2 separate regions of the Homo sapiens genome follow, and region 2 is linked to region 1. The links are chromatin loops, found by intact Hi-C in ENCODE. Cell type or tissue: OCI-LY7. All regions are shown on one strand. Links, peaks and the distances in the headings refer to the core of each region. The heading gives the core; the rest is flanking DNA.

Region 1 (2,919 bases), core at 157-2,656:
AGACATTATGCTAAATGAAATAAGCCAGACACAAAAGGACAAATATATTTCACTTATACACAAGGTAGGTAGAATACTTAAATTCATAGAGACAGGAAGTAGAAGCGTGGTAACCAGGGTCTCGGGGAAAACGTGAATGGGGAGTTTCTGTTTAATGGGTAGAGTTTGGGATGATGAAGAAGTTCCAGAGATGGATGCTGGTGATGTTTGCAAAACAATCTGAGCGTTATCTGGAGTTACTGACACATACACCTAAAAAAGTTCAAATGGTAAATGATGCTACATATTTTATCACAATTTTTAAAAGTACAAAACTATTGACATAGTCACACAAAACATTAACATGCTGGGGAGCTAAGCCCTGGTGGCAGTGTTTGGGGTCCCTGAATGCCCATGCCCTCTAGCTCACGGCCAGCCCAAATGGCAGCTCCTGCAGGACAGTGTAACGGTGCTCCTTCCCTGCCTCATGTACTCTTTTGTTTTTGAGACAGAGTCTCACTCTGTTGCCAGGCTGGAGTGCAGTGGAGCGATCTCAGCTCACTGCAACCTCTGCCTCCTGGGTTCAAGTGATTCACCTGCCTCAGCCTCCCAAGCAGCTGGGACTACAGGTGTGCGCCACCACGCCTGGCTTATTTTTGTATTTTTAGTAGAGATGGGGTTTCACCATGTTGACCAGGATGGTCTTGATCTCTTGACCTCGTGATCTGCCTGCCTTGGCCTTGCCTCATGTACTCTTTGTACTGGAGCTATTCACCCACATCTTATCCTCTCTACAAAATCCCAATGCAGGAACAGAGATCAGAATCTTTCATGCTTATCCTCTGCTATGATTGGTATGGTTCTGGGATTGCCAAATATTGGGGGGGGGGAATTAATGTTCCTCTATACAGCCACGCTGTACATTTATGTATTTGAAACTCAACAAAGATGAAAAAATAAATAGCTGTCCACCATCGACTGTGCGGCCCAATTACACCTAATGGCTGCGGAGTTGTGTGCAGGCCTCTCTTTTCTGGGCTATTCAATCTGGATTCATCCACTCTTCAACGTATTAAACACACTGAGTCACTCAACAAATAGCTGCTACTTTCATCTGAGATGTCTTCAAATTCTATACAACAATCCTTTAAGTGTGAGACACAGCATATTATCCAGTATATGAAAAATAAGCTTATTCAAACATCAGGGACAGAGCCATGAGAACACGCCTGTCAACAGGGATTGCAATGCGGAATATGGACAAAAGAGGGCTTTGCACTGACTTTTGGGGTCCATTTGCTAATGGACCGATGCAATTTTATAGGGAATTTAAGAGATCCAGAATATCCTTATTGGTCAATGTTCATCAACCCTATCTTATTTTATATAGATCAGTTAAGAGGGCAGAATGGAAGTGGAAGATGGTCATTAAATCTGAACGTTAAGAATAAGAAGGTATTGAAAATAATGTTTGGATTAGTCTTGAATTTTAAGTAAAAGAACCACTCATGTGGCTGCAAGAGGAGAGTTCATTACACAAACCAGAAAAGGCTTACATGAAGTTGCTTAGAGGCAGAAAAGGTACAACCGCTTGGCTTTCTTCAATTCCACACCTCTACAACTCTGAATCACGTGGCCTTTTAGGTATTGAAGGATGCAGACAACTACTTTGGCCACCAGGTGGCAGCACATCTCTATCTCCTCATACATGGGCAAAAAAACACTTAATTCAAAACAGAATACAGGTGTTAATAACGATATGCAATGTAAATACCTTGCATCTAAAATATTATACTGTAAATATAATAGAGTTATGAGGTAAAACAAGGTTGGAGCAGATGACTCAGACCTATGCAACTTTGTAACCAGGGCACGAACCAAACAAAAATACTAGCACAGATCAGGCTCTGAGGCTCATGCCTATAATCCCAGTGCTTTGGGAGGCTGAGGCAGGAGGATCACTTGAGGCCAGGAGTTAGAGATTAGCCTGGGCACCATAGCAAGACCTTGTTGCTACAAATTTTTTTTAAAAAATTGGCTGGGCGTGGTAGGGCATGCCTGTAGTCCCAGCTACTCTGGAGGCTGAGGCAGGAGGATCGCTTGAGCCTGGGAGGTTGAGGCTATAGTGAGCTGTGATCAGGCCACTGCACTTCAACCTGGCAAAAAGAGCAAGACCCAGACTCAAAAAAAAAAAAAAAATTAACACACTGAAAAAAGACTGTTCAATTCTTAAAAATTCTTCAGAATCCCAATAAAAAACATAGCATATTAAGTAAAGGGATAGAGACAGGTTGAGGCAACTTAGGGCAAAATATACAGTAACGGGGAAGACCTCATAATATGCATTTCCAAGACACAAAACAGGACCAAGCCAGGCCCAGAGGGGAAGCGTGTGGTGAAGGGGCACCCTGGGCACTACTGAATTTCTGGGTGTTCACCTGGGTCAGTGAACACAGTATTCTAGCACTATTTACTTGGTTGCACAAAACATTAACATGCTGGGGAAGGCTGTGGAGGGGTACAACTTTTGCTTCCTCTTGCCATCATTCTCCCATCTGCCCACGTCAGGCGAGCTAATTCACGACAGAGAGAGGCACACTGAGGGACCATGGGCGACTCACCTGCAGTCAAGTAGGCATAATAGCACTGGGACCACCTGGACTCATTTTTTAGCCTCTCAAAGGAATCAAATGCATCCTTGAAATTGAGCTCTATCATGCTGCACCAACCTATGAAAGAAATATTTTTAGCACATGACCCTAAAGTACTGAGCTCTATGACCCATATTTAAGCCACGAGCCTCTGATATGGCGATCATTCTCTGTGCATGTTCTATGAAATGCGTAAAAAAGTTTAACCTGAAAACCTAAGAAATTATTTTTTCCCTTAAATACTTTCAATGTAAAGTTTGAATTTGACAAGGCACTTAGGTTTGAGTCA
Region 2 (2,919 bases), core at 116-2,615, 110 kb after region 1:
CGCTGTGTTGTCCAAGCTGGTCTCAAACTCCTGAGCTCAGGTGATCCGCCCACCTCGGCCTCTTAGAGTGCTGGGATTACAGGCATGAGCCACCCATGCCTGGCCTGGAATTATACTTTAAATGCATTCGAAGAATAAAGTACCACAAGAAAACCTTACTGTGTGTACTTTGGTTGTATTACATTTTTCAGTGATGCTAACAGTCATGCCTTTGTGCATCTTTTTGTAAATCCATATTATCCATCAAAATAAATACAGGTTCCCAAAATGTTTGGAATTCTAAGAAGGAGGAGAGTAGGGAAATTAATATCACTATTTTTATGTTGTGCTAGCTTTACCCATTCAGCTCTTCTACTGAAGGTGAAGTAAGATTTAATTAACTACCTTTAACTAGAAGGCAAATCAGGTCAAGGGTTGCTATGTAAAACCTATTAAATTGTTTAGCCTAAAGCTGCCTTCTTACGTATTTTAGCCTAAAGATTTCTCCGTACATAGTGAACTGTAGCCTAACTGGATGCATAAACAGACTGTAACAAACTCTTGTAACAAGTAGCGGAGTTTCAGCCAATCACAGCAGCCAACTGTTCAAACCGTAGCCAAATAAGGCAGACCCCGAGCTGTAAACAACCTGACTGTTTCTGTATCTCACTTCTGTTTTCTTTATGTCACTTACTTTCTTCTGTCCATAAATCCTCTCTGACGCATGACAGCGCCAGTTGCTCTGAATCTATTCTGATGGTGGAGTTGCCCAATTCTCCAATTGTTCTTTGTTCAATTAAACTCTGTTAATTTATCTAAAGTCTTTCTTTTAACAAACCATACAGCAAGTTCCTTCCTTTTCTGCTCATAGGTGGATCACTAACTTGCCTCTAAGGAAGGGAACATAGTTGTGGACCAGTGAGGTTCACCTGGCTGTTTTTGCAGTTGGATGTGTGTCTCTGAGAGGACACTCATGGCTGCCCTGGGAAACCACAGCAGTTACCATGGGCCAGGAAACCATCCCCCTTTGGGTTGGACGCCTCCTCACCTGCCTTTTCATAAACCACATAGCCACTGGAGTGCAGTAATGGTTTAGGCAGGTGTTTACTAGAGATCATTGTTCTGCTGCTGTAGAGAGTCAGGGACAAAACTGGGGAAGAAGGCATTGTCTCTCCTCCACCGCTTTCCTCCCCTGGGAAGCTTAAGCAGTGATCTCTCCTGCACTAGCCCTTGACTGGGGTGTGTCTTTGAGTGTGACTGCAGGTCTTCTGTTGGTCTTCAGATAGTTTCATTCTCTCTCCCCATTATGCCTCCCTTCCCTTTAACCCATCTCCTTCCTTTTCATTGATAGTCCCTGTTCCCTGGATCTACCATCCCTCCCTCTTCCTTAGAGATAATCAAGTTTTCCTCTCCTTTGGTCCCTCCTCATGACTTGCACATTTTGCAGCCTTGGGTGAATGTCCATTACTTCTCTTGTCTGTCTACTGACTTGTTCTGCAGAGGGAGAGGCCGTCTCTGGTTTCAAGACATGTGTCTACTGAGTCCCTGGAGAGGAAAGTAGATGAGTTCCAGTCCCATGGATAAGGGAAGTGTTAAATGGTAGCAGGTTCTATTCAGTGCCCTGGTGGGTTTTCTCTGGATTGTTTAACAGCAAAAAAAATCTTTCCACTAGAATTTTTTAAACTGGTATTTTAGGTTTGGAGGTACATGTCCAGGTTTGTTATAGAGGTAAACTCATGTCACAGGGGTTTGTTGTACAGATTATTTCATCACCCAGGTTCTAAGCCCAGTGACCAATAGTTATTTTTTATGATCCTCTCCTTTTTCCCAGCCTCTACCCTCAAGCAGACCCTGGCGTCTGTGGTTCCCCTCTTTGTGTCCATATGTTCTCATCATTTAGCTCTCACTTATAAGTGAGAACATGTGGTGTTTGGTTTTCTGCTCCTGTGTGAGTTTGCTAAGGATGATGTCCTCCAGCTCCATCCATGTCCCTGCAAAGGACATGATCTTATTCTTTTTTATGGTTGTGTGGTATTCCACGGTATATATGTGCCACATTTTCTTTATGTCATCTACAGTTGATGGGCATTTAGTTTGATTGCATGTCTTTGTTACTGTGAATAGTGCTGCAGTTGAATTATGTGTCTTTACGAAGACATGTGTACATGCGTCTTTATGACAGAACGATTTGTATTTCCCTGGTTATATACCCAATAATGGGAATGCTGGGTCGAATAGGAATTCTGTTTTTAGCTCTTTGAGGAATGGCCACACTGCGTTCCACAATGGTTGGACTAATTTACACTCCAACCAACAGTGGCACTATGACTAATTTCTATCTGGATTCCCCATTGTTATCTAAACAAGAAAGGTACTTTCCTTCTATTCACGTAACTTTACCTTGTTTCCTACTAAAAATCCTGGGCTTATGCTAAGGTAGTATTAATCTTTTCCTGCATAAACAGAAGGCAAATGGCATGTCCGAGCTCTTCTCTCCAATCAGTAGGCTTCTCCCCTGACTGCAGGAGGAAGAAGGAGATACCTTTTGGTTCATCTAACAAAGTATATGAATCTATTTTGGGTGGAAGCAGCAGCAGTATTGGCATTTGCTTCTCAGAGTGGATTTGTTTCCAAATCTTAAAGTGTAGTCAGATTCCCTCGGACATTCGAGAGCATGCAGTAGGTGTTCATGACCTGTTTGTAAGTTGAATGGTGAGGGTGAGCTACAGAGGGGATGAGTTGGACTCAGAGGGGAAAGGAGATTAGGCCAGGAGTCTAAATCGTGGGTTATGACTCTGGTCCTGCAATGCACTGACTTTGTGATTTGGGGCAATTTTACTTCATCTCTTTCAGCCTCAATTTCCCCATTTATAATATGAAGATAATCAGTACCTTCAAGGCAAGTAAATGAGATAGTGGGCACGTGAACATGCTTTGTTA

What was found. Hi-C counts contacts between places; a loop is a spot of excess contacts. Peaks named below come from ENCODE experiments on the same cell type or tissue, not always from the same donor. Only the 100,000 strongest peaks of a DNase experiment are listed, where the experiment ranks them.
Region 2: a loop joins it to region 1, with 5 times the contacts of the local background. A loop is called at or near these places in 50 of 110 quality-filtered maps.

Annotation. Positions count from the first base shown.
Region 1 is chr18:24,117,914-24,120,832 of GRCh38, reverse strand. It overlaps TTC39C (tetratricopeptide repeat domain 39C), which reads right to left. Exons shown (of 14, transcript NM_001135993.2): 8 at 2,601-2,708. Among named protein-coding and RNA genes, the nearest start is that of CABYR, 20 kb to the left of the region's middle. In OCI-LY7, for the core only: a CTCF peak has its summit at 1,656 (motif pointing right); a DNase peak (open chromatin) is centred at 1,642.
Region 2 is chr18:24,007,951-24,010,869 of GRCh38, reverse strand. The region is part of intron 2 of TTC39C-AS1 (TTC39C antisense RNA 1); the gene reads left to right. It also overlaps a transcript of TTC39C not described here. Among named protein-coding and RNA genes, the nearest start is that of TTC39C, 5.3 kb to the left of the region's middle. RefSeq lists an enhancer at 741-870. In OCI-LY7, for the core only: CTCF peaks have their summits at 861 and 1,061; DNase peaks (open chromatin) are centred at 629 and 1,009; H3K4me3 peaks cover 1,554 bases; H3K27ac peaks cover 1,939 bases.